2 separate regions of the Homo sapiens genome follow, and region 2 is linked to region 1. Evidence: read pairs that join two places in POLR2A ChIA-PET (ENCODE). Cell type or tissue: HepG2. All regions are shown on one strand. Links, peaks and the distances in the headings refer to the core of each region. The heading gives the core; the rest is flanking DNA. Region 1 overlaps LHFPL2 (LHFPL tetraspan subfamily member 2). Region 2 overlaps LOC124900191 (a long non-coding RNA gene).

Region 1 (16,128 bases), core at 2,974-10,973:
TAATTGTCAGGGTGTGTGTGCGTGTGTCACAGCGCTGTGCCAAGCACTGGGTAAGGGAAGGGAGTCCATCAGGTATGGGTTCCAAAGCCAGCTCCAGCACTGACCATATGGATGCCTAACTTCTCAGAGCTCCCTCGTCTGAGCCGGTAAGGGTAGCCTACCTCACCAGATTGTTGCAAGGAATGAACAAGAACCTACTGAAGCACCCAGCACAGTGCCTGGCAGAGTAAGTGCTCAACAAATATCAACTCCCTGCCCTCCGAAGCTTTTCCTGTAACATAGATGACACCGTTCAGACAACTATTGATCCAACTGAGGTGCCCAGCAGATTACAGAAACCTGGCCACTGCACACAGAAAACATTAAGCACAGGCTACTTAGAGATGGACGAAGTCATTCATGTCTAAACTTACCTTGCAGCCTTCAAGGGCAGAGTCCTGGTCTTCCTGTTTCCCCACTACCTAACTCAGCTGGTGTTTTTATATTGGATATACCTTCTGGCTGAATGCTAATTTATCTCCACAAGCTGGATAATTTATATCCAACTGGTGGAGATAAATTAGCATTCAGCCAGAAGGTATATCCTACTCCGACTCACTCATTCTCAGCTCCCTCCTCCAGATAGTACCAAACAGAAAGCCTTTTGAGAAAAAAGTTACTAAGGGCTTTAGAGGAGATTGTTTGTAATGAAAATGATCATTCTAAAAGAGAACAAGAAAATGAGCCACAAGGACTCCCAGGAGGCCCTGAGAGCCTGCACGTACCCATCAGGCTCACAAATACTTTGGGCCCACAGGTGGCAAGCCCAGCCTGTTGAGAGCTATAAAGCCTTCCCATTTGATTAGAAAACCATTTTACTGTTATGCACAATCTCTTTCCCATCCCTTTTCTCTGTTAAATGTAATTTTTCTTTTCTTTTTTTTTTTTTTTTAGATGGGGTCTCACTGTGTCACCCAGGCTGGAGTGCAGTGGCATGATCTCGGCTCACTGCAACCTCTCTGCCTCCCCTCTCCTGCCTCAGCATCCAGAGCAGCTGGGATTACAAGCACACACGACCATGCCTGGCTAAATTTTTGTATTTTTAGTAGAGATGGGGTTTCAGCATGTTGGCCAGGCTGGTCTCAAACTCATGACCTCAGGTGATCACCCACCTTGGCCTCCCAAAGTGCTAGGATTATAGGCGTGTGCAACCACCCCTGCCTGAATGTAATTTTTCAATGAGAACATTCATATTTGTCCTCTTGCAGAACTGCAGGGCTCCTACAACCTCTCGGGTGACTTGTATCTTAATGACTACTCGAGTGTCCACTGCCCTGGCCAGCAAGCTCTACTCAGAGTAAGGAATGCAATTAGTTTGCAGCTTCTGAAGAAAAAGGCTGTAAAAGTTCAGGACAGGAGAAGATGGGACATCTGGGCTTAGCAAAATGCCTGAGAACAATTTGAAGGCAGGATTACTTAAGGACCCACATGCTTAAGTAAAAATAATATAGTTCCCTCTCCTTTATGCTAAAACATTTCCTCATTCACTGCACCAAATTCTCACACCCATACAAGATTGGCTGGGATAAGGGCTTCATTCTTCTGTTTTCAATAGGGGGATAAGATGCTCTGTTCTCCCTAGTAAGTTTGCTAACTGCTACTATCAGAGGAACAGTGGTGATACGCAAGGCTGACTAAAATCGAGGCTTCCTGGGGGTGGTGATATGGTTTAGCTGTGTCCGCACCCAAATCTCATCTTGAATTGTAGCTCCCATAATTCTCACGTGTTATGGGAAGGGCCCGGTGGAAGATAATTGAATCATGGGGGCGGATCCCCCATACTGTTCTCATGGTAGTGAATAAGTCTCACAAGATCTGGTGGTTTTATAAGGGGAACCTCTTTCACTTAGTTCTCATTCTCTCTTGTCTGCCACCATGTAAGACATGCCTTTCACCTTCAGCCATGTTTGTGAGGCCTCCCCAGTCATGCAGAACTGTGAGTTCATTAAACCTCTTTTTCTTTATAAATTACCCAGTCTCACGTATGTCTTTATCAGCAGTGTAAAAACGGACTAACAGAGGCTGCAAGCAAAGTTCTCAGGGTGGCAGGACAAGGGACCATCTGGAAGTGCAGCAGGGGGCTTCTGCAGTGGTTTGTGCTCTGTCCCAGTTTGGCTAGGTGCACTGAAAGGCAGGTACCTGCTGAGACATCTGTATCAAAGGGGAAAGAGATCCTCATGACAGAACCTTATTAACCACAGGGATACGAGGCACAGCCCTCTTCGGCCTGGCATCCGTTGCTATTAACCATAATGCCTGCTTCCACAAAGCCCATTTCATAAACTAGGCCCTCGCTGCCATTCTACCTAAAAGACTTCTTCTCTACGGGCCACTAAATACGTTTCCCCTCGACAACACCTGACCTTACTATCACATCCCAGGTGATTGTGGATCATCTAGACAGCCCTCTGATGTTCAGAAAATGATGACTGGCACAACGGTGTGCAAAGTAAAGCCTCTTCACTTAAAAAAAAAAAAAAGACAAATGAGAATCCTGCAGAAACCTACATTAATACCAGAGAATAGGGAGCAAAGAGGAGTTTCAAAATGGCTGGTCTGTGGGAGTCAGTCCTATGTACAGATTCTTCCCAGAGCCCTAATTTGAAAAGGTAGAGTGAAGGTCCTCAGTAGAGCTGAGCCGGGGTTTGTCACTTAGATCCCGGATCTGTCTTTGGCAGCTTCCTGCTGTCAGCAGGGAAGAAAGTGTATGTGAAGCCAGAACCACCCAGTGCCCGCCGGCTGGATCACCCGGACAGAAACTCAGGAGCAAAGTTCACATCTACCTGGAAAGAATGAGGGAAACCTGAAGGATGTCAATCAAGGTTGCATCAAAAAGCTCTCACTCCCCACCCTGATGGGAACAGCACACCCAAAGAATGATGCCAGGACAAACAATGTTTTGAAGAACACTACCTTGCTTACTCACCCTGGTTCTGTTTTTCAACTTTTTTATGAACGTTTTCAAACATAAAGTTGGCAAGAACAGACAATGATCACCCACATACCCAACACCCAGATTCAACATTTGTTAACATTTTCCCGTATTTGTTCCATCAATTTATAGCATACACACTCACACATTTTCTGAACTATCTGAAAATGAGTTGCAGATGTTCTGACACTTCACCCCTAAATACTTTAGCATACACCTCCTAAAAATAAGAACATTTTCCTATATAACCACAACAAGATTAGCACACCCAAGAGAATGGACAATAATCCCCTTATATCCAAAGCCTAGTTCCTACTCAAATTTCCCTACCCCTGCCCTGTTTTTAATAGCTGTTTTCTTAAAACCATGACTCAATCACAGCTCATGCATTGCATTTGATTAGGTTCTTTTAGTCAAGAATAGTCTTCCCACCCAACCTATTCCACCCCATCCCAATTATTTTCCCCGACATTGACTATTTGAAGATACTGGGCTAGTTGTCCTACAAAATACTTGACAATCTGGATTTGTCGATTTCCTCATGATTTCATTTCAACTTGTTCTCTATCCTCTATTTCAGAGAAACTGGAAGTTACATCTAAAGGCTAGACTGGTAGATGCTTGGCCGATCTCTGTTTTCACTCTTGCAATCTCCCTCAGACACATGAATCCCACAAGGGTCAGCAATATGGCCTCCATCCCCGTTTCTTCTGCAAGGATGGGAGGATTAAGAGAATTAGAATGTATGTGCTTTTGCCTTCCAAGAGTTGGAAAGACCCTCCAGAGTGTTGCTTCTTAAAGTGTGGGTTCCTGGACCATCTCCCAGAGGAGAATGACAGCTACCTGTTTTAAAAAGTACATTCCTGGTCCCCAACCAACCACTGAATCAAACTTTTTGGATGGTGCCAGAATCTGCATTTCTAACAAGTTCCTAGGAGAGCCTTTCACAGAAAGGCCACTGTGAGGCAGCGTGGAAAAGGTCAGTTCCTTGGTATTGGGGAGGGGAGGCTGAAGGGCAGAGGCAGGAGGAATGTGGCCTGGCTCAGTCAGGACAGACCCAGCAGCCAGACCACCTGTCCCCTGCACAGCTCATGATGCCTCCCAGGTCACAGGGCCCAGTGACTGTAGGGAAACCAGCTGTTCTCCCAGCTCATCTGTTGTCTGATAATCCTCGTACAGCATGAAACGATCTGCCCAAACATTCAGGTCCTTCTCTTCAGAAGACAAAAGGAGCCTTAAGAACTGGAAGGATAGTGTTGGCACAAAAAGTACAGGACTTTGCATGACTTAAAAAAAAATGTACCAAAGGAGGTTTTGAAACTCTCATTCTGGCCACCCCGTAAAACACATTCACTACAGAAATACAGACATCTTGATTATATTTAAGAGGACCCAAATGCACTAACAATTCTATTATTCTTTAGGGTACGTCTAAACATGCTCAAGACCTCCTGCTTTTGCCAATTTCCTTGGCTCAACTTCTGATCGACTCCTCTTCTCCATCCCATCTCTGACTTCTGGGAAAACTCTGAAGCTATGGTTCCCAATTAGGGGCAATTCTGTCCCCACACCAACTTTGCAGGGGACGTTTGGCAATGTCTGAAGGCATTTGGGGCTGTCACAGCTGTGGGGGTAGGGGTGTGTGCTACTGGTATCTGGTGGACAGGGGCGCTGTCAAACAAAAATTACCTGGCCCCAAATGTCAGTATCGTCAATGTTGAGAAACCCTGCTCTGGGGGCTTCTCACAGAGGGCAATTTTGAATGTATAGGAGCAACTTGAGATGATTTTTAAGATCTATTTTTAAAAGGTCTATTCTGATGCGTATGTCTATAATCTGCGCATTCATGATATTTACTAAATTAAATATATTTTTAGTTGTTTTTCTCCATTTTTAAAAAAGGCCATGCTAGTTTGGATGTCCAAGATGACAGGATGATAGGGACTGGGGCCCCCGAAGCCAGGGCAGACTGACTCAGAACCTTGTGCCCTTGAGCCTGTCTTTCCTGGGGTCCTGGGTGGTCTCTGCATCACACGCTAAAGTTAACTTCTGTTTTCATAAATCTCTATTCTGCGAATGGCAAAATGGGGCTCCCCATTCATTACTGTTACCTTTCTTCACCTACACCTGAGGGGCCTGGACATGGGTTCAGAAAACTGCATGGTTGGCCACACAGGCTTCTGCTTCTCTCAAACTCCTCTCCTCCAGAGTTGGGCTGGTCACTCAGGAGGTACTCAGGTGGCCTTGGCCACCCCAAATCTCAGGGAATCTCAAGGACCCTACAAGGTAGACCTATAAGATTTTCAGGCATTCTGATTCTTACCTGACCCCTCTTAAACATGCTTCTTTTCCCCTTGAAACTGTTGACATTCTCAGCTGCCTCGCAGCCCCTCCCTCCAAACACACCTGAACAAGTCTCTTTTTCTCTGGGCATGGGATCCCCCACTGAGCTCTTTTGACCCCCATGCTCACTGCCAAGTTTGTTGTTTAATACACCCATCCTGGCCAGTCATAGGTTTCTTTCTTGATGCCAACTCCAACTCCTCCTGTATCCAATTAATCTACCTCTGGCCACTCATTTCTAGAGGCCATTTTCACCCTCCCATCCTGAGGCATCTGTATTAGTCTGTTCTCATGCTGCTAATAAAGACATACCCGAAACTGGGTAATTTATAAAGGAAAGAGGTTTAATGGACTCACAGTTCCACATGGCTGGGGAGACCTCACAATCATGGAAGAAGGTGAATGAGGAGCAAAGGTACACCTTACATGGCAGCAGGCAAGGAAGCATGTGCAGGGGAACTGCCCTTTATAAAACCATCAGATCTCGTGAGACTACTGACTATCATGAGAACAGCATGGGAAAAACTCGCCCCCATGATTCAATTACCTCCCATTGGGTCCCTCCCATGACATGTGGGGATTATGGGAGCTACAATTCAAATGAGATTTGGGTGGGGACACAGCCAAACCATACCAGCATCTATAGCCAGAGACGGAAGGTCCACTTGTCTGGTCCTATTTTCTAAATGATTCCTTCTCTTCTAAAGCCCACTTGCGTATTTTATGTTTGTTTTCCCTCTATTTCTACAAATGTCCTCATCTAAAAGCTCTTTAGGGGGCAAGTCTTTCTTTGTGTGTCTGTCCGACAGGCAGGAGGGGCTGAATAAACCAACCTCTAAGGTAGACATTAAAATCTGATGTAGCCCAGATGCCATAAGCCGGGGCCATATGCCTATGCCTGTACAGACCATAGGGTCAAAAGCATTTTCAGTTTTACATGAAATTAAAACTTGAATTTCAGGAGTTGCCTTTTAATGCCACTGCTTTATAGGAATTTTAAATGAAAGGTGTTTCTCAAGTTTATAATGAATTCTGTGATACTGGGCAAAATATAAGTCTTAAAGTGAACCTCTTGTGTCTTCTCAGGATAATAAGAGAGTTTTAACTAAGAAAAGTAACAGGCTGGGTACAGTGGCTCACACCTATAATCCCAACACTTTGGGAGGCCGAGGCGGGCAGATCACCTGCGGTCAGGGATCAAGGTACGCAGCGTTTTCCAACTTTCCCTAGTGAGAATGCCACATTCAAAACTGTAGAAAGGTTTATACTTTCTCCATTTATTAACTAGAGGAAATCCCCAAATATTTAGGATTCATATTACGCTTTGAAAACAGATGGGCTTCAGTGCAGCTTCCAAAGGGATGCACACTCCTCAGGGGAACGTGAGCTCCACGCGCAGCTGCCAGTAGCCATAGGTACTTTTGAATACAGAACGATCCTTCAACTCTGGGCAGCAGCCTGGCCTGCAGGACTGAGCCGGTGTAATGACTCAGGAATGTGCCAGCTGGGAGGAGGTGGCCCAGTGAGTGTTCCTCGCTGCAGCCTAGATGAAGTCACTGCACGCTCAAAGTTCAAGATGGTCACAGAAAAACCCCTTTTTAAAAAGTCTGAACTCTTGTACTTGTTCATATGATCCAGTGTCCTCTTTCTGGGAAGAGGGACTTATTATTGTAGCTTCTAACAATAGTGAGGCATAGTAAACAGAGATAAAGTTCAGCTGGATGTCCCAGAAGCAGTGAGGAAACCAGGCCACTTAAAAACAAAGCAAAAGGCTGAGGCAGAAATGGCTTTAGGTTCATTTCTATAAGAGATGCTTCCCAACTCCCTGTTCCCCAGGTGCTCACCTGTATGGGCTGCTAAGCAACGTGGACAGGGGAAGTCTGTCCCATTCTATGCCCAGTGCTATGGACTCCCAGGAGCTCCAGCTACCTTGCTCCCCAACATGAGCCAGGCTGGAGAAGATGACCACTGAGAACCCACACAGCCCTCCGTAAGAGAGAGACGCGAGGCAAGAGAGCCTGGGGGAATCCACAGAAGAAAAACTAGACTGGATTTTGGTTAGGTGATAAAAAGGAGCATGTCCCTGGGGTGCTGACAGATACTTCTTTGAGGTGGTTAGGACAGACCTCATCACAGTAAACCATTTCTCACAGCCCTGATCACTGCAGAGCAGTTCCTTTTCTCTGTACCCTACAAGTGGGTGGCTGATAATTCTGGGTTCCAGTATAACATGGCAACAGCCAGAATCTGCCTCTGGGGCGGGATCTGTCAGGCTTCAGGAAGGGTACACAGGACAAAACCCCTCACCTCCACCCGTCCAGGGCAATGAGCTCATCCAGAAAGGCACCATGTAAGAATGATTCAGTCTGGAGGCAGACACTTAATCTGAACCCTGGTCCTCAGTAGTGACCTTAGGTGAAATTGGGCCCGTGTTCCTCAGTTCCTGTGTCCGTAAAATGGAGTAATAGCCTACCGCATAGGGATGTTGTGAGGATCAATTAAGTTAAAGTAAGTATCAAGCTTAGAACAGCACTTAGCACATGGCCAGCACTCCATCCATGTGGACTATGCCCCTGCAACAGGATCCAGCCTCCCCGTCCCTTGACCCGGCATAAATGCGACCACTTCTGGCTTTGTGTCTCAGGCACTCCTTTTGCCACTTAGATCTTCCGGTTCTGGAGCCCATCTGGCATGTAGGTAATTAGCCTTTCCTTCAAATACTAATTTCCCCATGTAAAAGGAGTTGTGTGGTGGAAAGGATGTAACACAGAGCTGGAACTGCTTCAATGCTATAAACCACGCTCTAGCATTAACTAGCTCTGTGTCTTTGGGCAATAAACGTCACCTCTCTAAGGACAGTTTCCTCATCTCTAAAGTGGGGGTAAGGAAAGTCGCTGCCACGCTTTTTGGGTGGAACACAAAAACTGTGCACGGAGAGCCAGGTATAATCGTAGGTACCAAGACATAGTAGGAATCATTACTATTACCATCATATAGGTCAACATTTATGTTTCTGCCGCTTATCTCCCCAAGGCCACAAAAGCACCTTCTATTATCATCCTCACTCTCTGTAGAAGGAAATTTGTCCAATGGCAAAGTCATAGGCAAGGGAAAAAGACCCACTAGGCAGGCAGGCAGGAAAACACGGGTCCCGACCCAGGCTCTCGGCTAATGGATGTGTGACCTCGCACAGCTCCACTGCCTACTCTGGCTTCAATGTCTCAGGCCCAAAGTGAAGGCGCTGGACTTGCAGATCACCACTGTCACTTTCAGCTCCAAAAGTCAGTCACTTCAAGCATATGACCACCTCTTCTACCTTCTCCCAGACTAGAGGCTCCTTCTAGAGCAGATGGCTCCATAGGACCTGCTCCTCTGGAGAGGGAGGTCTCTGGTTGGAAGGGAGACGGGGAGACCCCACAGGTTACCAGGAATGGCAACGGACAGCCGTGGCTGATGGAGAGCTGAGCAGCCATGGCCAGGGCACACCCGTGGGCACTACACAATGGCCCTGGCCAAGGGTGGGAGCTGGCCTGGCTCCCTCTTCTGCTCATATGTTTTTTTTCCTGGGGTGGGAGAACCTAACTCTGACTTCTACTCTTGGGAAAACGGTAGAGCATTTCCCACTACGGTCTTTCGGCTAACTGCTAACTGCTACAAATGAGGCCCCCCTGCCCCGGGCCGCAGAGATGGACCCTGCCATTAAAGGACCCTTACTCAGTTCTGAAAAATCACTGACCGTTCCTTTCTTATATACTTTTCCTTCCTGTTTCAGACAACTAAAATGCTTGGAATCACGAACAATTTGATAGCTGTATGCCGAAAGACATGGCAGAATACAAAGTCTTAACCGTTTTTAAAAGGATTTCTATTTTGCTTTCTTATATATGTCAAGAAAGGTGCCAACTGATTAACACATACATATCAATTGGAATTCTAAAGCTGAAAAGCCAGCACTATGGGAGACTCCTTTTTAAGTGACTTAGCTTCAGGCAAGAGTCAGAAGTCATATCCCTTTCATTTCAAAACATAAACTGTATGAAACAGTCCTATAAAATTAACGTGTGCTATTTATCCTCCATTCCTCAGTAAATTATTAAAATCAAGCAGTACAATTCTCTCATCAGTTATAAATGGCCCTAGAAGGCAGATTTACATCTATCCAGGGGCAATTTCTGATGAGTATTTTTATTAATGATCTAATAAAATGTCTTGTTTTGTTATCAACTAAATGATTCAAATGATGTTTTAAAATCTAATACTCCAACCCAATAGTCTGGTGATTAAGCTACTGAGATGACATTAATTTAAAGTGATTTGCAATTTTATTTGGCATTATCAACAACACCATGGATAGATTTAAATTTTTTTAAAAAAATTTTGCCTCCCATGCTGTTAAAGGCAATATTTTATAAGGTTCAGTAAAACTGAGCTGATTAGCATGATAATCACCAATAGCAAAGGTCAGGGGTGAGAGGTTCTGATAAGATAAATTACTTGGCAGTCAGCCACGCACATCCTAAATTGACAGGTGGGCTGAAAGCTTGGGTTGTGAGAATAAAGCTATGTCAACAACAAGAATGACCCAAACACGTCCACTTTCACTCCTCCTAATTTCCTGACTTTTGCTCCAATCTGCCATTTAGCAGAGATGGGCATTCATAAAAGGAAGTGCTGAACCATCTCAGGCCTTTGTGATATGGGCAGGAATGAAAATGCAGACCTTCTACGGCTGGCTATGCGGAGGAGAGCAATAACCCTATGCTGTGTGCAGATACGACCCCTACTCCCACCCCAGGAAACCAAGGGCCCAGGCTCTTAACAGACCTGATGGATTTCTGAGGTAATAGGTAAAGCTGCATCAATTCTGCAAAAATAATTTTTCCCAGAACCCAGAATATTTGCTTTTTCCTCTCTTCTCACCAAAACTCATGCTTCTTGAAAATAATACTCATTAAACATCAGCTAAAACTAAAGCACTTAAAAAGGAGTCACATTGGCCAGGCATGTTGGCTCACAGCTGTAATCTAGGGAGGCCCAGGCGGGTGGATCACCTGAGCTCAGGAGTTTGAGACCAGCCTGACCAACATGGCAAAACCCTGTCTCTACTAAAAAAAACAAAAATTTAGCCAGGCATGGTGGCGGGCACCTGTAGTCTCAGCTACTCAGGAGGCTGAGGCATGAGAATCACTTAAACCCAGGAGGCTGAGGTTGCAGTGAGCCGAGATCACGCATTGCGCTTCAGCCTGGGTGACAGAGTGAGACTCTTGTCTCAAAATAAAAAAAAAATTTTAAAAAGGAGTCTCTCACATTGCTGACCTCCCAAACCAAAGAATTCACGTTAATATACGTTTGCTGACACTTGTTTATCACTGTGATTACTAACAGCCAACTTTTATTGAACCAAGCACTGAAGTTCTAAAGTGGTAAGGCAATTCAGACACCTCTAGAACCAACCCTTGTTCACAACCAATTGTCCAAGGTTGAAGTACTGGACAATGGGGGTGGAGAGGGAAGGCAGGGAAGGAGACCTGAAGATACTCTTACTGCCCTCCGGAAACTTATTAACACTGGAATCAGGAAATACACAGATATAATAAAGACCTGAGCCACTGAAGACCATAACTAGGTCATTGAGAACTCAGTGCCCTGATGTGGGTAGGGCAGGACTGAGGGGTGAGAATCTTGAGAAAACCAAGATAAGGTTTTATCAGGGATATGATATCTGGGAAGTAAACAGACGGTTAATTCAAATGGGAGAGTTGTAGCTGAGGGGGGAGAAAAGGTTGACGTTTTTCTGCATCTGTTGTATAACCCCAGATGGTCGCATAAAAACACTTCTTAATAGAAGTCAAGAAGGGTGGACCATGCTGACACTGCTTATGTTCTCAGCAAGACAGAAGTGGCTGATAACCCTTTTCTGGCGTGTGCACGTGTGTGTGTCTGTGGTGTGTGTGTGTGTGTGTGTGTGTGTATTTCTGCAAGTAAAAATGGAAAATGAAGGGGCGAGTGATTTTTTAACCCAGGCATATCTGCTAGCTATATAGTATGATGAATTTCAAACAGAAGAATTAAAACTCACCTTATGTTCTCACAGCCCCTCGTACCCATTCGAATTCACTTTTTAACTCACAGGATTATTTGTGAACTTTTTATAATGGTTTACGAGGAACTAGAATGACCCTTAACTACTTTAAATATGTTAGGCACTCAGGAGACTTGGGAGCTCTCAGTGTACAGAAAGCCTGGGGTAGGATGGAGCTCCCCCACAGTGAGGGGGTAGAAGAAGGCGGGAGGACCAGAATGTACCCTGGGGATGCTATCTGCCTGAGACAGGCAAAGGGGGGAAATCTGCCAAAGAGACAGAGGACAAGAGACAACCTGCCACAGAGATAACCTGCCAAGGGCGAAGAATGAGGGGGGATGGTCCTAGAAGGCAAGGGCGAGGACAGAATGAGGGTGGCAATGGCCCACAGGGGCCAGTGGACGTCATTGACAGTCACAGCCTGAGAAACAAACATTTCCCCCTAAAAAGAAGTAATGAGTCCAGCAGGAACTGAAGTCAGTCTTGCCGTGGCCCGAGATACACTTCAAAATGTTGCGCGCTGCAGTTTCACTAGATTCTCAATTTCTCAACCCCAAACATTTAATTAAAAGAAAAAAGTCCCAAGCAGTACTTTATCTGAGGAGTCATTACAATAAACAGGCAGTTAGTACAAGGTCAAGATAAGGAAGAATGTGAACAATACAATGGTGTAGATGCTGTGGAGGGGCTGGGCAGGGGGCTGAGGGAAGGAAACGAGCCGGACAATGCACAGATGTCTATGTTTTCGCTGCCAGGAGTTCAGACAAACAGGAAGACCTTAAACTTCTCCAACTGGGAACACTCGGTTTTGCCTGATGAGCAGAGGGGCTGAGCACATGACTAGAACACAGAAACAGAAGGTTGTCATTAAGGCTACAAGACTCGCTCCACACAGAACCCACACCCAGCCTCCTTCTCAGGAAAACCCGGGCCTTGCTCACCTTGCGCCCAGGTTATGCTCCTCGGCCTCACAGCCTTTTCCCTTGGGCTGCTCAGTGAGGTTTTCGGGCACACTCACTCATGGGACCCAATAAGCCCAAGACACCAAGTTTCACAATTTTAGAATTTCCTACTGACATCTAGCAGAGAATTTATGTGTATACAGCTTCTAAGTGGGAACCAAAGAAAAAATGTCTGGCGTAATTATTCAAATGTCATGCTCTGTTCCAACAATAATATCACAATGGAGGTATAAGAATTGTTAGATATCCGGCCAGGCGCAGTGGCTCATGCCTGTAAACCTAGCACTTTGGGAGGCCAGGGCAGGCGGATCACTTGAGCCCAGGAGTTCAAGATCAGCCTGGACAAAATGGTGAAACCCCACCTCCACTAAAAATACAAAAATTAGCCAGGTGTGGTGGCGGGCGCCTGTAGCCCCAGCTGCTCAGGAGGCTGAGGCACAAGAATCGCTTGAACCCAGAAGGCAGAGTTTGCAGTGAGCCAAGATTGCACCACTGCACTCCAGTCTGGGGGACAGAATGTGACCCTGTTCTCAAAAAAAAAAAAAAAAAAAAATTGTTAGACATCCTCAGAATCTCAAAAGTTAGGAATCTCATGAAATGTTTTCTCTTTGGAAACAGTTACATATTTTTCTCCCTGTTGAGTATTTTTTAAATGTTTGAAACTATGCAAACAATAAATATTTCTTGAAATAATTAAAACTTCAGAACATTGTGTGGATATTTAATACTTGGTACTCCTTGAGTATTAAAGGTAAATGTTTCTAGATATAACAGGGTTTCTCAACTTCAGTACTTCTAACACTTGGGGCTGAATAATTCTTTGTTGCAGGGGCTGGTCCTATAAATTGAAGGATGGTTAGCAGCATTCCTAGCTTCTTCCCACTATATGCCAGTAGCGCGCTCTCAGTCGTGGCCAAAAACAATGTCTTTAGACACTGCTGAATGTTCCCAGGGGACAATCCTGCTCCAGAAGGTACTGCTGTGGTTTAGACCCAGGGACTGAGATGAGCGTCAAATGCTGACTATAGGACACACTGGCAGAATAAAGCAGGGCAATCACTAATCTCCCTATGCCTCAATTTCCCCAGCTATAAAATGAGGATATCTTATAGGGTAGAGATGAAGACTAAATGAGAGAATACATGTAAAGTGCTTTGCATAAAGCACTGTAATGCACAGAGTAAGCATTCAGTAAATGGTAGCAATGATAATGGTTAAAGAAAAGTCACAGATCCATAACCTTGGAAAAATGAATTGAGCAGGTCATTCATGGGGTCATTAATAAGAACGAATGCCCACACAGCTCACATCTAAGCAGTCTGTACAGGGCACAAAGGCTAGTGTGTTAGAAACACACGGCCACTTATTAACACTCACCTTGATAAAAATCAAGTTGTTTTCATCCCTTGGAGGATAAAGTGGGGAGTAAAGAGAATAAAGAGAAAAGAGATGAAATGCGAAAACGGATACAGACTAAGGAGAAATATCCTGACACAAAGAGGAAAAGGTAAAAGTGTGCACCTTCTAAAAACTGCTTGAAGACACAAGTTAAAATAAACATGCTGCGTTTGGGAATAGGATACCACAGTGAGAGCTGGTGAGTATCTAAATAGCTGAAAATGGCCACTGCAAGGTGCAGAGGACAGTTGTGATGGAGCTAAGAAGAAAAGTAATATGGCTCAACACCAAGGAAGTAGGAAAGTGTGAGCACGGTAGATAGAGCCTCCTCTCTGGTCAAGAGCTGCCTTCCAGCTTCTTCCTATCTGAGCCTGCTGAAGAAGGCAGCAGAGCCACCCCAGCCTCCCCAAGTCCAGTGCCAGGGGCTTCAAACCTGGGTCTCTCCCACTAGCTGTTCCCCGGCCCCTCAGTAGGAAACTGAACAAAGCCCCGCTCTCTGCCTCTTCTGCTGGCCTCTGTAGCCCTGGCCCCCGCCACCACTCTACAGAGCACTCCATTTTCTTGCCTCCCCACTCCTCCCCACACTCCAAGTTTGTGTGTCACATACAGGCTGGGTGTGGACGGACTCACTGGAACACAAATACTGTGAGTCAATCAGCACTCAAATCTCCTTGGGTTTAGAAATAGTCAGTGACTTTTTCCGGTAGCTGAAGTCTGAAATAAGCTGTTAAAAACAATCATCTTGACTTTCTATCTGACTCATAGCGAATGCAACATTAAATTGAAAACACCTCCTAATTAGCCACTCAGAAATACAACCAAGTCTTTGTGAGACAAAGCCTGGCAATATTTACTGAAATACTGTCTTTGCGGTCTTCTTCTGAACCCATGTTATACTTACATCCCAGTGATATGCAGTTATCTATTCTGTCATTCAAATGCACCAGATCGTTCCTTCCTCATCAAAGTAAATTAAATAACCCAGAATAGCAGTGGGCTTGTGCCTAGTGCTTAAGGCTGCACACTTTAACATTCAACAATGTGCCCCAACCATCTGTAATCTTCTGAGCCCAAGTTGGGTCCACACAAAAACCCAGTGGAGGCGAGTGATTTTTTACCATGATATGCTATTATTATGTTATTGTCAATTGAATGCACTTCAAAAACCAAATGAAGAAGACAAGACAGACCTCCATTCTTTCCTGAAGGCTACACAGCACCCTCCATGTGACCCCAACATCCAATCAAAGACATCACCATGGCGTCGCTTTCCCGGGGAATTTTCACAAGATAAAAACATCCATAGCCCAGCTTGGAAAAGAAAACTATTTGATGCCAATGTGGAAGGACCCAATAGGTAGTTGAGGTTAGAAATTTGAATAACAGGCAACAAATACAGAGTTGACTTAAAATACCCTAAACTATTCTGAGAAACTCCAGAAGGTTGAATGTTAAATTCGCTTTGTCAGAATTAATTTGGGAAATATTTGGTCCTGCTTGAAGGAGAACTCCAGTTCCCCGGCCAGCATTTTGTCAAGTCACCATTTCCATTGCTGGCTCATGTCAGTGAGCAGTGTGAGTGACTAAGTGTTCCTCTCCTGCCTCAGCTGGGAAGATTAACATGGGGCCAAACGCCTTGGAGACAGGAAAACAAACGAACCCAGTTACTATGTTTTTAACTCAGTTCTGTCTGGAAATCAGGAAGCAAGACTCTGAAGATCAAGCTTCGGGAAAGCTCTTAATGCTGATGAGGAGTTTTTTTTTTTTTTTTTTTTTTTCCAAAAGTTCAAATGAGAAGTCACTGAGAGCCTAGAAGTAAAGAAGGCTAATAAATGACAACCGCACTTGCAGATTGCCCCCTGGGTGGTACAGTCAACAGCCACTGCTCAGAATGACTTTTAACTCAAAAGGATCAGAAATTTGGACCAGCCTCCCATCTCGTTATTTCACCAGACCCTTTTGTGTTCACGAACTTTGTATATAAAGTCCTCTGACTGGAAACAGATCTAGAAGGCCAGTTTCACTGCACTTCTAATGAAGTCAAGGGACGAAGGATTTCAGATTTTACTTCACAAAGAAAAAAAAAAGATTGTGAAATTTTCAACTTGTAATATTACAACAGTTTCTAGTCCCAGCAAAAGACAGACTAAACAACATCATTCAGCTGGGAAAATTAGCTACCCATCTTGGTCCCCACCCTACCCCAAGCTTTATTTATTCAGATACATGGCATTTACTGAACTGCCTGGATAAGAACATGAAGTCAGCAACACCTCTCGTTCTGAATCCTGAGGAGTGTAAGCGATTAAGAGTAACATCCAATGGTCATTGATCTCTACTGTTTATTTCTCGTTTCTCAGTTCTGATAACCC
Region 2 (16,128 bases), core at 2,996-10,995, 200 kb after region 1:
AATTATTACAAACGTCTCTCAGACCACAGTGCAATCAAACTAGAACTCAGGATTAAGAAACTCACTCAAAACTGCTCAACGACATGGAAATTGAACAACCTGCTCCTGAATGACTACTGGGTACATAACGAAATGAAGGCAGAAATAAAGATGTTCTTTGAAACCAACGAGAACAAAGACACAACATACCAGAATCTCTGGGACACATTCAAAGCAGTGTGTAGAGGGAAGTTTATAGCAGTAAATGTCCACAAGAGAAAGCAGGAAAGATCTAAAATTGACACCCTAACATCACAATTAAAAGAACTAGAGAAGCAAGAGCAAACACATTCAAAAGCTAGCAGAAGGCAAGAAATAACTAAGATCAGAGCAGAACTGAAGGAAATAGAGACACAAAATACCCTTCAAAAAATCAATGCATCCAGGAGCTGGTTTTTTGAAAGGACCAACAAAATTGATAGACCTCTAGCAAGACTAATAAAGAAGAAAAGAGAGAAGAATCAAATAGATGCAATAAAAAATGATAAAGGGGATATCACCACTGATCCCACAGAAATACAAACTACCATCAGAGAATACTATAAACACCTCTACGCAAATAAACTAGAAAATCTAGAAGAAATGGATAAATTCCTCGACACATACACCCTCCCAAGACTAAACCAGGAAGAAGTTGAATCTCTGAATAGACCAATAACAGGCGCTGAAATTGAGGCAATAATTAATAGCTTACCAACCAAAAAAAGTCCAGGACCAGATGGATTCACAGCCGAATTCTACCAGAGGTACAAGGAGGAGCTGGTACCATTCCTTCTGAAACTATTCCAATCAATAGAAAAAGAGGGAAGCCTCCCTAACTCATTTCATGAGGCCAGCATTATCCTGATACCAAAGCCTGGCAGAGACACAACCAAAACAGAGAATTTTAGACCAATATCCTTGATGAACATTGATGCAAAAATCCTCAATAAAATACTGGGAAGCCAAATCCAGCAGCACATCAAAAAGCTTATCCACCACGATCAAGTGGGCTTCATCCCTGGGATGCAAGGCTGGTTCAACATACGCAAATCAATAAACGTAATCCAGCATATAAACAGAACCAAACACAAAAACCACATGATTATCTCAATAGATGCAGAAAAGGCCTTTGACAAAATTCAACAACCTTCATGCTAAAAACTCTCAATAAATTAGGTATTGATGGGACATATCTCAAAATAATAAGAGCTATCTATGACAAACCCACAGCCAACATTATACTGAATGGGCAAAAACTGAAAGCATTCCCTTTGAAAACTGGCACAAGACAGGGATGCCCTCTCTCACCACTCCTATTCAACATAGGGTTGGAAGTTCTGGCCAGGGAAATCCGGCAGGAGAAGGAAATAAAGGGCATTCAATTAGGAAAAGAGGAAGTCAAATTGTCCCTGTTTGCAGAGACATGATTGTATATCTAGAAAACCCCATCGTCTCAGCCCCAAATCTCCTTAAGCTGATAAGCAACTTCAGCAAAGTCTCAGGATACAAAATCAATGTACAAAAATCACAAGCATTCTTATACACCAATAACAGACAAACAGAGAGCCAAATCATGAGTGAACTCCCATTCACAATTGCTTCAAAGAGAATAAAATACCTAGGAATCCAACTTACAAGGGATGTGAAGGACCTCTTCAAGGAGAACTACAAACCACTGCTCAATGAAATAAAAGAGGATAGAAACAAATGGAAGAACATTCCATGCTCATGTATAGGAAGAATCAATATCGTGAAAATGGCCATACTGCCCAAGGTAATTTGTAGATTCAATGCCATCCCCATCAAGCTACCAATGACTTTCTTCACAGAATTGGAAAAAACTACTTTCAAGTTCATATGGAACCAAAAAAGAGCCCTCATTGCCAAGTCAATCCTAAGCCAAAAGAACAAAGCTGGAGGCATCACGCTACCTGACTTCAAACTATACTACAAGGCTACAGTAACCAAAACAGCATGGTACTGGTACCAAAACAGAGATATAGACTAATGGAACAGAACAGAGACCTCAGAAATAATGCCGCATATCTCCAACTATCTGATCTTTGGCAAACCTGAGAAAAACAAGCAATGGGGAAAGGATTCCCTATTTAATAAATGGTGCTGGGAAAACTGGCTAGCCATATGTAGAAAGCTGAAACCAGATCCCTTCCTTACATCTTATACAAATATTAACTCAAGATGGATTAAAGACTTAAATGTTAGACCTAAAACCATAAAAACCCTAGAAGAAAACCTAGGCAATACCATTCAGGACATAGGCATGGGCAAGGACTTCATGTCCAAAACACCAAAAGCAATGGCAACAAAAACCAAAACTGACAAATGGGATCTAATTAAACTAAAGAGCTTCTGCACAAGAAAAGAAATTACCATGAGAGTGAACAGGCAACCTCAGAATGGGAGAAAATTTTTGCAACCTACTCATCTGACAAAGGGCTAATATCCAGAATCTACAATGAACTCAAACAAATTTACAAGAAAAAAGCAAACAACCCCATCAAAAAGTAGGCAAAGGATATGAACAGACACTTCTCAAAAGAAGACATTTATGCAGCCAAAAAACACATGAAAAAATGCTCGGCATCACTGGCCATCAGAGAAATGCAAATCAAAACCACAATGAGATACCATCTCACACCAGTTAGAATGGCGATCATTAAAAAGTCAGGAAACAACAGGTGCTCGAGAGGATGTGGAGAAATAGGAACACTTTTACACTGTTGGTAGGACTGTAAAGTAGTTCATCCATTGTGGAAGTCAGTGTGGCAATTCCTCAGGGATCTAGAACTAGAATACCATTTGACCCAGCCATCCCATTACTGGGTATATACCCAAAGGATTATAAATCATGCTGCTATAAAGACACATGCACACGTATGTTTGTTGCGGCACTATTCACCATAGCAAAGACTTGGAACCAACCCAAATGTCCAACAATGATAGACTGGATTAAGAAAATGTGGCCCATATACACCATGGAATACTATGCAGCCATAAAAAAGGATGAGTTCATGTCCTTTGTAGGGACATGGATGAAGCTGGAAACCATCATTCTCAGCAAACTATTACAAGGACAAAAAACCAAACACCGCATGTTCTCACTCATAGGTAGGAATTGAACAATGAGAACACATGGACACAGGAAGGGGACCATCACACCCTGGGGACTGTTGTGGGGTGGGGGGAGGGGGAGGGATAGCATTAGGAGATATACCTAATGCTAAATGACGAGTTAATGGGTGTAGCACACCAACATGGCACATGTATACATATGTAACAAATCTGCACGTTGTGCACATGTATCCTAAAACTTAAAAGTATAATAATAATAAAATTTTTAAAAAATTTTAAAAAAACAGGACAAGAATGGAGCTCATGTTAAGTGTTCTCATCACAAATTTTAAAAAAAGAAACAAAAAATAAAGTGGCACATGGAAAAAAAAAAGAAAATGGATCCACCACTTTCTTCTTGGCTTCCTTTTTGCTGCCTTTGTAAGGCACCTGTTCTTGCCAACCATCATGGTGCTGCTCAGACAGCCAAAAGGGTGGAAATGCCAACAAGTCTTTTATGGTAAAAGTCAGGGCCCTGATAGAAAAAGAGAGACTCTGAGACTTGATTTAGGGATATTTGGATGCACGAATCTGAGATGCAAGCTCTCATGCTTCTCTGAATTCTCTCCCCTTGCAGACCAGAGCAGATGCCCCTTGCCTGGGAACCCTGCTAAAGCCTCACCTGATTTGTACTCTTCAAGATGACCTTGCCTCTTTTTATTGTCTTCAGACCAATAACGAAGATTATGTCTCAGCACAATCTGAACAGAGAAACACAGCTCCCTGCTCCAAGAGTAAATATCTAACATACCAAAGACATTGCTGGGCTTGGTTAATGTGTCCCAGTAGCAACCAAGGATCACAATGGGGGTGTAGATCTTAAAGGAATAAGATTGTGTGTGTGGATGGGGGGTGGCAAGTGTGTATTACTGGCAAGAGTAGAATATAAATAAGATGGGATAGAGTGCAATTTATTGATATAGGAGCCCTCTCTCATGACTTGAAGTTTAACATCAGGGAAAAGACACCTAGAACCTGTCCTAATAGACGGCTAGAATAGCTCCTTAAAGTTTCTGCTAACAATGGCCCAAAAGAAATGAGGTGAAAACGCTGATATTGCCTCAGCATAGTATTCATGAAGGGTTCAGAAAGTTCAGATATGTGGGAATGTTAGAGTGGATTTATACAAAACCATAGGAGCCACCACTGTGCTATATTCCTCAGGAAGGTGGAGAGAATATTCCTGTCAGTAGAGTAGCAAGGGTACAGGTGAGGGAGGCACTGACATCTTTGAGAAGTCTGATGATGGCCATCCTTGATAGGGACCAGGGTTGATAGCAGGAGATGCTGTCATGGAAATAGGCTCCCCATGGGAATCATACAAACATACTTGAAAATATAATTAGGAACAAGTGACAGTTAAAGTCCCTGCTCACAAGACATGAAGAAAACAGGAGACTCCTGGAGAATTATCTTTCAACACTTGCCTGAAAAACCAAAACCAAGCAAATAAAAAACACCTTTGTGATAAACCTATTTTTGTTTTAAACACTCAACAGAGATCCTTCTGTAGATCTTTTATGGAGATGAAGATTTGACTTTGGTGGTTGTAAATCATCACTATGTTGGGGTTGCTAACTCAGGAGTTTATCCTTTTTATTTTTATTTTTTAGATGGAGTCTTGCTCTGTCACCAGGCTGGAGTTCAATGGTGCGATCTCGGCTCACTGCAACCTCCGCCTCCTGGGTTCCAGTGATTCTCCCGCCTCAGCCTCCCGAGTAGCTGGGACTACAGGCATGTGCCACCACGCCCAGCTAATTTTTGTATTTTTAGTAGAGACGGGGTTTTACCACGTTGGCCAGGATGGGCTCCATCTCTTGACCTCACGATCTGCCTGCCTTGGCCTCCCAAAGTGCTGGGATTACAGGCATGAGCCACCGCACCCGGCCAGGAGTTTATCTTCTCTATGGAGTGAACCTAATGCCAGTCGGGACCAGGATGAGCGTGCTATTTGCAACATTCCTTGTATCCAGCATCCTTTGCCATGTCATTCTATAGATGCTCTCACTAAAGTGATGGCCAATTTCCTTACCCTTCGAATCCGGGCTTTGGCAAATGGGATGTTAACAACAGCTCCCAAACAGAGGATCACATAGTACTTGCGTGAGCCCACTCCCCTCTTATGTTCTTCAAGCATGCCATGAGAACACGCCTGGGTCAGCCTGCTGAAGGAGCTGAGCTGAGTCATCCCGGTGACAGCCAGCTGACTCTTAGCAGTGAGAGGCACCCCCACAAAGCTGCTCTGCTGACCACCCCAGACACACGAGCAAAAGAAATGTTTACCATTACATGTCACTGAGGCTTTGTGGTTATTTATTATGTAGGATTGTTATGGAAAGAGCTATCTGATAGATACCATGAGGCAAATATGTAAGAATGAAAATTACTTTGAACAGGAAGAAGACATGATTACCTTCAGGAGTCGGTTGACCTCTTTTCTGCAGGTGCACAGTTGGAACCTGGAGAGAACGAAGAATACTAGTGGTGGAGTTGAACAATAACAACAACAACAACACCTCATAACCAGTAAGGTAATGGTCTCATCTAACAAATCCCTCTCCCAACACATGAGCATGAAGTGCTCCGGCTGGGCGGGGAGGGGTTTGCTGCTGTGTGTAGCTGCCTTCCTGGCCTCTTGTCCTCACCAGCTCCCTGTTCCCCATCATCCTTCCTATGCAGTCTCAATTCAACAAATATTTACTGACGCCCCATGCTGCCTGCTGTCCTGCTGAGGCGGGAGGAAACCTGTTTCAAGAGGAGCCCTAGTACAGTTCCTGCCCCCTGGCACCAGCTCTTGTTGAAGAGATATTTACACAAGCATACGGAGAGCACTGAACTCGGAGTCTGGTGATCCAGATTCGTGTCCCAGCTCAGCCACTCACAAGCCTGGGGCCCACAGAGAAATTCTATCTCCTGCCCACACCTCAGTTTTCTCCTTTCTAAAGCAAAGATAATAATCCCCAGCTCACACATGTGGGAGAGGATTCACGAGAATGGAAAGACATCGTAGGAGCTGGAAAGGACTCCCAAGGGACAGGGGTGGGTGCCACCAAGACCAGGCACTAAGATGGCCAGAGGACATTAACTCCTGGCTCTTCAAGGGGGAGGGAGTGTGGATGCTCACTCAGGGTGTGGAACCACAGAGTTGGAGGGAACCTAAAATAAGCCTTCCTCCACAGGGAAGAGGGAGACCCAGGCCTGGTGGGCCCTGGCTGCTCCTGCTGGAATTAGACTTTCATGGACTTGGTATTTGACCCAGCCTGAGCGATGTTTCCTTTGAAGCTCTTGTTGGAAGCTTCCACAAGTAGCACAGCCCATTCCCTGCCACCCACCAACTGCAACCACAGACTTAGCTCAATGTGGAATGTCAGAGAGACACAAATATGGCCTTTTGCCTCAGGCTGTTCCCACCTGGGGTGTAACTGCAGGAGCCTGAGGCTTCCTGGGATTTCAGTTGCTTCCCAGAGCTCAAAAATAGTTACCCATGGATCAAAATCAGCATGTGAACAGAGCATCAATCTACTTCAAAACCAAAGCATCTATCTACTTCCAAACTAGATTTGGGCCAGCTATAGTGGCTCACACCTGTAATCTCAGCACTTTGGGAGGCTGAGGTGGGAGGACTGCTTGAGGCCAGGAGTTCAAGACCAGCCTGGGCGACATGGTGAGACTGTCTCTACAAGAAATTAAAAAATTAGCTGGGCATGGTGGTGCACAACTGTAGTCTTAGCTACTTGGGAGGTTGAGGTTGCAGTGAGCTAAGATTGTGCTACTGCACTCCAGCCTGAGCAACAGAGCAAGATCCTGTCAAAAAAAAAAAAAAAAAAGAAAGAAAAAGAAAAAAGAAAAGAAAAGAAAAGAAAAAGAAAAATGATTAAAAAAAAAAAAAAGAAAGAAACAAAAAAACCAAAACAGATCCGGTTTCCAGGGCTCTAATCTTGGAGAGACTAGGCTGGAAAAAAGCTGTAGTCTCATCTATGACCTGAGGGACGACTCTACTGATAGGAAGGGGATGGGTTGTGTAGAACCTGGATAACAGGGACCAGGAAGCAAGACAAGGCCAGCTTTATCCAGGGCCATGCTAGGGAGGGAGAACCTCATTTGAGAGTGGGCATTCTGGGTGTCACAGGCTCCTCCAAGCCCGGATGAGACCCCTCAGGTTGGTCCTGAGTTGATGAAATCCCCTTGCTTCCTTCCCTCTCCATGTTGGAAAATGCACACTCGTCCCTTGGATTCGCTACTTTTGGCCACATGAGCAGCTTCATCTGGTTCTTCCTGACCCAGAAACTCCACACCTTGTGGGTGTCTTGTGGCAGGGTGCCCGGCCCCTCTCCAGGACACTCTGCTGAGGTTCCACACTCATCAAACAGCTTCCAGTAATTCAGTCAGCCTCAGTACCCCACTCCCCAGCTGGAGAGGAGATCCCCTCCTTGGAGGAACAGTTTGCTGACACCCTAAGTGACGCAATTATTCCCAGGAAGGGTTTGGAGAGGCAGCATTTGACAAGACGTGGGGCTTAGAAACCCAGCTGGGGCAGAAAACTCTGAGCCCCAGCAGATCTGCTCAGGTCTGTGACTGGAGTCACACTATAGCAGAAGCAGATCGTGACCCCCTCCCCAGACCCTGGTGGACCCTGAAAGGATTTGGGGAAGACCAAATTTCCTGTACATACCGTTTGTATGGAGAACAGTCCTCTGGCAGTCACAGTTACAGGGACTCAGTCCTAGGTTTTTATCCACTCAGACGGGGGACCTACAAGAGGGTGCCCTTTGCCCTCTAGCACAAAGATGCCTTCGGGCTCACAGCAGCCCCCCTGAGACCTGACCTGGGTGCAGACCTCTCCACTGGCAGCACCAGATCTTTCTTCAGCTCTGTGAGGTGCTTTTTTTTGCAGTTTCTAACATAGCCGTGGCAGCTAAGCAGACACTTGTCTTAAAATCCTCATTGCAGCTCCTCTTGGGTCCCACTGAGAGCCCTTTGGCAAAGCTCGAGAGCTTGCCCACACTATCAGTGTTCAGCCAGGCCCTGCCCTGTGTATAAACAGGAAATCTTAAAGTTCCAATGTGCACCTTCTTCAAGCAATAAAGACTCTTAACAAGCTCCACAGTAAAAGACACTGACCCAGAAAAGCAAACTTCCACAGAGGGGAGGCTGCGTTAATGGAGTCGACCAGTCATTAGTGGCAACCCCATGACTTTAAAGATTTGCACAGATGACCTGGACGGGAAGAATAAAAGCAGGCTTTTCAAAGAGCTGCAGAGTGTGGAAATTCAGGAAGTGTAGCCCACAAGTAGGACATGCCAAGTAATTATTAAGAAGGGAACAAAAGTGAAAAGAAAGAATCACAGGAAAACTCTAGAAGGAATTGAAAGAAACTAAGTTTTGAAAGAAAAAGTGAGTGAAAGAAAAGAAAAACAAATAACAAAAGAAAAATGTGTTCATCTGTCATAGGGGAGAATGATCTTCCTGCGGATCAGAAGCCAACCGGGTTATTGTTAGTAGGTGATTTCCCAGGGATGGCACCCAGCAAACAGCTGCAGGGTGAAGGTAAACAGGACGCTGGGGAGAACGGGAGGATGATACAATTTCATAGGAAGTGCTGTTATTCCTATGTAATATTTACATAAAAATCTCATTTAGGTTCACTGCCTTATTTTCTTGAAAAAGGATGGCAAATTTTCAGCCTCTTCCCGTGAAAGAAATCATACAATGCCCCCTTTAAAATGTCACATATGTCACATTTGAAAATTAACCACAAAAAAAGAAAAAATAATGCCCATATAGAAAAAATACCTTTCTGATTTTGAAACAAGGAGTTCCATTCTCTCTAATGCCAGGCATTTTTTTAATCTGATAATAAATTAGAGACCTTGGGAAGAATATTCACTTTTTTAGGCCACAATAAAAATAGCTACAATAACAACAGTGGTTACTTTTATTTATTCATACATTTTGGAGAGAGAGAGGGCTAATTCCAAAAAAATAACACGGGGAAGAATTCTTATAAGGCATTTACCATAAACAATATTCTCTTTTCTTTACCACCCCCCCGCCAACCCTGACTCAAGACTATTCTCAATGGTTTATGTATATTAACTGTTTTAATCCCAACACTAATTGCATAAGGTAGCTATGATTATCATTTCCTCTTTACAGATGTGGAAAAACACAGCACAGAGAGGCTGAGCAACTTGCTCAAGATACACAACTAGTAAGTGGTGAGGCTCAGATTTGAACCCAGCTAATCTGGTGCCACGGTCCGAGTTTTTCAACAGTAAACTATGCTGCTAGTAAGAACACCCCAAACCACACAGAAGAAATTGTGTCTAAAAGTAGAGTGTTGACTTTACATGAATATTTGTGTTAAGTATTAGGTCACAAGCTAGGCTGTAACATGGGTTCCCACTTAAAGTTACTTTCATAGGGTCCCAAATATTTTATCATAAAGCCAAAAGAGTCAATCTTTCCAAGTTTTGTTTTCCCTAAAGTTATCTTCCTTCTAGAGGTGAGAGGGATCCCCAGTGTATACTTCCTTCTAGGAAGAAGAGAGTCACTGCTATCACTGCTATGTGTCACTTTTTTTTTTTTTTTTTTTTTGAGACAGGGTCTTGCTCTGTCACCCTAGCTGAAGTGCAGTGGTGTGAACATGGCTCTGTGCAGCTTTGATCTACTGGGCTCAAAGGATCCTCCTGCCCCAGCCTCCTGTATAGCTGAGACACAGGCGAGTGCCTCCTTGCGTGTCTAGTTTTTGGCTTTGTTTTTTGTAGAAACAGGGTCTCCCTACATTGCCAGGCTTGTCTCAAACTCCTAGGCTCAAACAGTCCCCCCACCTCAGCTTCCCAAGTGCTGAGATTACAGGCATGAGCCACCGCACCTGGTTAATGTGTCACTTTGAAATCAGCTGTTTCTGCAAGAACTGTGAAAGAGTCATCATAAAAGACTAAATTGGCTGGGTGCGGTGGCTCACGCCTGTAATCCCAGCACTTTGGGAGGCTGACCTGGGCAGATCACGAGGTCAGGAGATCGAGACCATCCTGGCCAACATGGTGAAACCCCATCTCTACTAAAAATACAAAAATTAGCTGGGCACAGTGGTGCATGCCTGTAATCCCAGCTACTCAGGAGGCTGAGGCAGGAGTATCGCTTGAACCTGGGAGGCAGAGGTTGCAGTGAGCCAAGATTGCGCCACTGCACTCCAGCCTGGCAACTAGCTAGACTCCATCTCTCAAAAACAAAAAACAAAAAACAAAAAACAAAAAGACTAAATTAGGGCCGGGTTCGGTGGCTCACGCCTGTAATCCCAGCACTTTGGGAGGCCGAGGAGGGCGGATCATCTGAGATCAGGAGTTCAAGACCAGCCTGACCAATGTGGAGAAACCCTGTCTATACTAAAAATACAAAATTAACTGGGCATGGTGGCTCATGCTTGTAATTCCAGCTACACGGGAGGCTGAGGCAGGAGAATCACTTGAACCTGGGAGGCAGAGGTTGCGGTGAGCCAAGATCATGCCATTGCACTCCAGCCTGGGCAACAAGAGCAAAACTCGGTTTCAAAAAATAAAAATAAAAATAAATAGAAGACTAAATTAGAGTTTGGGGAAGAAAAAAAACCCCTAAGTTATAAAATCACAAATCCCGGGCAATAAGTTAAATCCTTCCAATCCTCCCCTTCTTACTTTGGTTTTGAAATATTTCTTTCATTTGTATCAAAAAGCACTCTCCAGACCAAAGGCTGTCACTGCCAGTGAGTCAGGTATATTCCTAACCCTGTTTTGTGGGACTCTTCAGTGCCTTCTGTCTCCGAGGAGACCCCATCCCATCCCAGGGCCCATCTGGAAACACATGTCTCAAGTGAGCCAGATTTAAAATAGGTTTAAGTGTGAACATTTTCACCTCTTAACTTTAAACCATGCAATGAGATAGAAAACAGTATGTTTGTAAGTTCTCCATCACATGAGAAACAAACTTTGATGACCACCCAGCCAACAGGGTTTTAGAAAAGCAGAAGTTGTAGTTTTGAAAACATTAAGATGCTTATTTTAAGAATCAGAAATCTAGGCCAGGCACGGTGGCTCACGCCTGTAATCCCAGCACTTTGGGAGGTCAAGGTGGGTGGATGACCTGAGGTCAGGAGTTCAAGACCAGCCTGGCCAACATGCTGAAACCCAGTCTCTACTAAAAATACAAAAATTAGCCAGGTGTGGTGGCAGATGCCTGTAGTCCCAGCTGCTCAGGAGGCTAAGGCAGGAGAGTCACTTGAACCCAGGAGGCAGAGGGTGCAGTAAGCTGAGATTGCACCACTGTACTCCAGCCCTGGTGACAGAGCAAGACTCTGTCTCAAAAAAAAAAAAAAAAAATTTAAGAATAAGAAATCTTACTTTATGCATTAAATAATCACTGGTCACAAAATAAAATTCAGAGTTATTATTTCCCTAAGTCCTATAACTATAACCTAAGTTCTCTAGATGGTAGTTTTGACATGTGTGGATGTCTTTATCAGTTCTGCAAATCTCTCAAACATCTGCAAAGCAGTTTTAATGGAATGTGATTGTGTGTTGAAAAGCAGTGTATAACTTCTCCAGAAATTTTGTCCTAATGCTCTTAGTCTCAGGCCTTCTCTGCAAGACCCTTTGTAATCCTTTAGTGGAAATGAATTTCTATTGGTGGTTACTTTCATTTTTTTCAAACCATACAGATGCTAATAAGGATTTGCTGCTTGCTTATTTAAAGAACATGATTAAGCCATTTTAAAGTATCTTTGTGGGCCAGGCACCAGGTGTTTTGTTTTGTTTTGTTTTTGTTTTTTTCATACACTTGGGCGGGGGGGGGGGGGGGATGGGGGTGGGGAATGGCTAATTCCAAGGAAACAACATGGTTAGCAGTGTCATAACACATATTTGCAAACAGCATTTTTCTGAATGTTGTTTATTATGTAAACTAAAGGACCTTTGTTCTGCAGTAAAATAGAGCAGATAAGTAAATCACTGTAGAAAATCAATTTCTAAATGGTTTCTTAAAAATAAAGTTTTAGGCCAGGCATAGTGGCTCACACCTGTAAATCCCAACACTTTAGGAGGCCAAGATGAGTGGATCATGTGAGGTCAGGAGTTTGAGACCAGCCGGGCCAACATGGTGAAACTCCATCTCTACTAAAAATACAAAATTAGCCGGGCATGGTGGCACATGCCTGTAATTCCAGCTACTCAGGAGGCTTAGGCTGGAGAATCGCTTGAACCCGGGAGGCAGAGGTTGCAGTGAGCTGAGATCGTGCCATTGCACTCCAGCCTGGGCAAAAAGAGCAACACTCCATCTCAAAAAAATAATAAGAGGAAGAAAAATAGTTTCAGGCCAGGTGTAGTGGCTCATGCCTATAAGTCCAACACTTTGGGAGGTCGAGGTGGGAGGATCGCCAATGATCTTGAGCCCAAGAACTCAAGGCTGCAGTGAGCTATGGTCATACCACAGCACTCCACCCTGGGGCGACAGAATGAGACACTGTCTCAAAAAATAAAGTTTTAGTCAATTTATGTTTTATATTTTAATTGTAGAAAATGTTAAAAATATAAGAAAACATTAAAATTACTCATAACCTCACCTCCCAGAAAAAGAATTAACATTGTGTTTCACTTTTGTCCCATATATACATGCATTTTTAAAATCTGTTTTGTGCCCTGAGTTCTGCTCAGGTTTGTCCCTTTCTCTGATGATCAAGGCTTGGTACGTGAGTCAAGGTGGTCACCCCAGTTGCCATCTTCTCTCTGGATAAGTTCATTCCTTACAGGATGCTCAGGCTCTCATTCAAACTTCTGGTGGGCCTGCCCCAGCAGTTTCCAGAAAAGCCCAGGCATTTCTGAACTTTATTTTGTATTTATTTATTTATTTATTTATTTATTTATTTTAAGACAGAGTCTTGCTCTGTCACCCAGGCTGGAGTGCAGTGGCATGATCTTGGCTCACTGCAGCCTCCATCTCCCAGGTTCAAGCAATTCTTGTGCCTCAGCCTCCCAAGTAACTGGGATTATAGGCACGTGCCGTCACACGGGGCTAATTTTTTGTATTTTTAGTAGAGACAGGGTTTCACCATGTTGGCCAGGCTGGTCTCGAACTCCTGACCTCAGGTGATCTGTCTGCCTCGGCCTCTGAAAGTGCTGGGATTACAGGCATGAGCCACCACACCTGGCTATGAACTTTAGCTTGGACTCAATCTGGACCATGCTCCCATGCCCTGGTCCCCAATATTCTTTGTGAAGAAGGATAACAGAAACATGGCAGCTGCATTCTAATATTGGAAGGGTGATTATGGAGCAGAAGGGGCACAGAGGCTCTTTGAAGCTCTAGGGGACAAAACTAGGTTGGGTGGAAAGTAGAATAGCTTACTTCAGAAGCAGAGAGTTCTCTGCCCTTGGCAATATTCACTTGTGGGGATGGCTGTGGGATCGAGCATGGAAAGCAGAGATAGTCAGTGACAGTGTCCTTGTCAGAAGGTTCTGTGACCGTATGTATTTCCAGGGTTGACTCTGTATCTACATGGCATGATTTATGGGTGTCCTGAACATTCTTTTTTCTTTTTTTTGAGATGGAGTCTTGCTCTGTCACCCAGGCTACAGTGCAATGGTACAATTTCGGCTCATTGCAACCTCTGCCTCCCAGGTTCAGGTGATACTCCTGCTTCAGCCTCCCAAGTAGCTAGGACTACAGGTGTGTGCCACCTTGCCCAGCTAATTTTTGTATTTTTAGTAGAGACGGGGTTTCACCATGTTGGCCAGGCTGGTCTTGAACTCCTGACCTCAGGTGATACACCCACCTTGGCCTCCCAAAGTGCTGGGATTACAGATGTGAGCTACCGTGCCTGGCCAATGGTGTCCTGAACATTCTGCCTCCACATCAACAATCTTGATCATGGCTGTAGCCACGGGGCCCAGGACGGGGCCTGGCACATTGCAGGCACTCAGTAAATGTTTGTTGCAATGAATGAATGAACCAACCTGGCTGCAGTGGCTGCTCCTTTGCTCTCCACTTTTAGAGACTATGGACCAGCAGACATGCTGGACTTTGACCAGGGCCTGGTGGGAAGTGCTGAGAACTGCTGGCTTCTTATTTCACAGAATTATCCATTTTCTGTTGTTTCTTGGGAGGGCCCTTGGTCTTAGCTTTCACACAGTGGTATGTAGAATGAACTGGGAGACAGCCAATTTAGGCTTTTTCATCTACCAAACAAACCAAATCCATAACATTTGATTTGATGGATGGAATCCCCGGTGGATGATTTCACTCAGCCCTTTAAACAATGGAATGAGACCACTGGCCTCCTGCAGACTTTCTCTTGATGGGGGGTGAGGGAGGAGTGGTGGTCTGGAATGGGGAGATAAGTGGTAAAGGATGGAGGCTGGGTGCAGTGGCTCACGCTTGTAATCCCAGCACTTTGGGAGGCCAGGGTGGGCAGATCACGAGGTCAGGAGATAGAGACCATCCTGGCTAACTTGGTGAAACCCTGTCTCTACTAAAAATACAAAAATTAGCCAGGTGTGGTGGTGCACACCTGTAGTTCCAGCTACTCGGGAGGCTGAGGCAGGAGAATCACTTGAACCCGGGAGGTGGAGGTTGCAGTGAGCCAAGATTGCACCACTGCACTCCAGCCTGGGTGACAGAGCAAGACTCCATCTCAAAAAAGAAAACAAAAACAAAAACAAACTTGGCCGGGTGTGGTGGCTCACGCCTGTAATCCCAGCACTGTGGGAGGCTGCGGCAGGTGGATCACTTGAGGTCAGGAGTTCGAGAGCAGCCTAGCCAATGTGGCGAAACCCTGTCTCTACCAAAAATGTAAAAAATTAGCTGAGTGTCGTGGCGGGCTCCTGTAATCCCAGCTACTCGGGAGGCTGAGGCAGGAGAATTGCTTGAACCTGAGAGGCGGAGGTTGCAGTGAGCCGAGATTGAGCCCCTGCACTCCAACCTGGGTGACAGAGTGAGACTCCATCTCAAAAACAAACAAACAAACAAACAAACAAACAAAAAACCCTCTACAAAATGGCATTTTAGGACTTTATAATATTAATATTTTTGGCTGCTTTAATGAGTATGAGTAGCTGTTCCATAAGCAGATACTATGTCACATAGGGTAGATTTCAAGCCACTGCTTTAGAAGATGGTATGCTTGAATTGATTGTACACCTGAGGACTGAAGTTGAAACCACCAGCTAGAAGTGAATGCTTTTTGCTTTGTCATGGGCCAGTGGACTTTGCCTGGGAATCTCCCCTGAGCTGAGGCCAGCAAAGGTTGCACTCTGAAAGAGTATGAAAGGGTGGCGATATGTCTCATTGGTGAACCAGGTAATGGAAAATGCCTCTCCTCATCCTGCACAAGAATGCCAAACATCAGCCACAGTGCTCCCTTTTCTTTTGTACCAGTGTGGTTTATAGAAACTGGACAGTATCAGTGGACATTTTCTCTGGGCTTTTAAGGGGAACACATTGTATCTTGAGGCATTTCATCTGCAGAACCTGTACTTAGAACAAAGAAAAACTTCTGCGTGCTCGGTAAACAAAAGATGCCCAGTTTCCCTTCCCCATATTGCCAGCTGCCATGACACACAGTTTGGCCTCAGCCCACTCAACCACAGGTGAATTTGACCACAACCATACACCCTCGCAACCTACCAACTACAGTGACCTAGAGATAGCACTTTCTAAATGTAAAATGTCATTAATATGAGTGTTTATTGTCTAGCAATAAAGTTATGCCTATCATCAAAGTATCCAGGATCCAGAGGGAATGGAATAGGGCAGTAATTTTGAATCTGGTTGTGATAAAAGCCCAAAGCTAGACAGGCAAGAGGAGCGTAAGTGGCATGGCTTTAGCCTGCGTACTCTCAGGGTCTTATCTGCTGTCAGCCAGGTAGGAGCCTGTGGCTTTAATTCTACCTCCCCAACTTCCCACCTCACCCCCAGAACTAAACTGCCATCGGTCTCATATACCCT

What was found. Peaks named below come from ENCODE experiments on the same cell type or tissue, not always from the same donor. Only the 100,000 strongest peaks of a DNase experiment are listed, where the experiment ranks them.
Region 2: POLR2A ChIA-PET joins it to region 1 with 6 read pairs; 3 of 35 experiments call an interaction of 5 or more read pairs at or near these places.

The regions. Positions count from the first base shown.
Region 1 is chr5:78,511,853-78,527,980 of GRCh38, forward strand. The region is part of intron 3 of LHFPL2 (LHFPL tetraspan subfamily member 2); the gene reads right to left. Among named protein-coding and RNA genes, the nearest start is that of LHFPL2, 130 kb to the right of the region's middle. RefSeq lists a silencer at 9,714-10,008. In HepG2, for the core only: no CTCF peak of the experiment used is centred there; a DNase peak (open chromatin) is centred at 6,879.
Region 2 is chr5:78,712,518-78,728,645 of GRCh38, forward strand. LOC124900191 (a long non-coding RNA gene) reads right to left here. Exons shown (of 5, transcript XR_007058832.1): 4 at 5,567-5,612. Among named protein-coding and RNA genes, the nearest start is that of LHFPL2, 72 kb to the left of the region's middle. RefSeq lists enhancers at 15,269-15,563, 15,529-15,638. In HepG2, for the core only: no CTCF peak of the experiment used is centred there; a DNase peak (open chromatin) is centred at 10,014; H3K4me3 peaks cover 1,050 bases.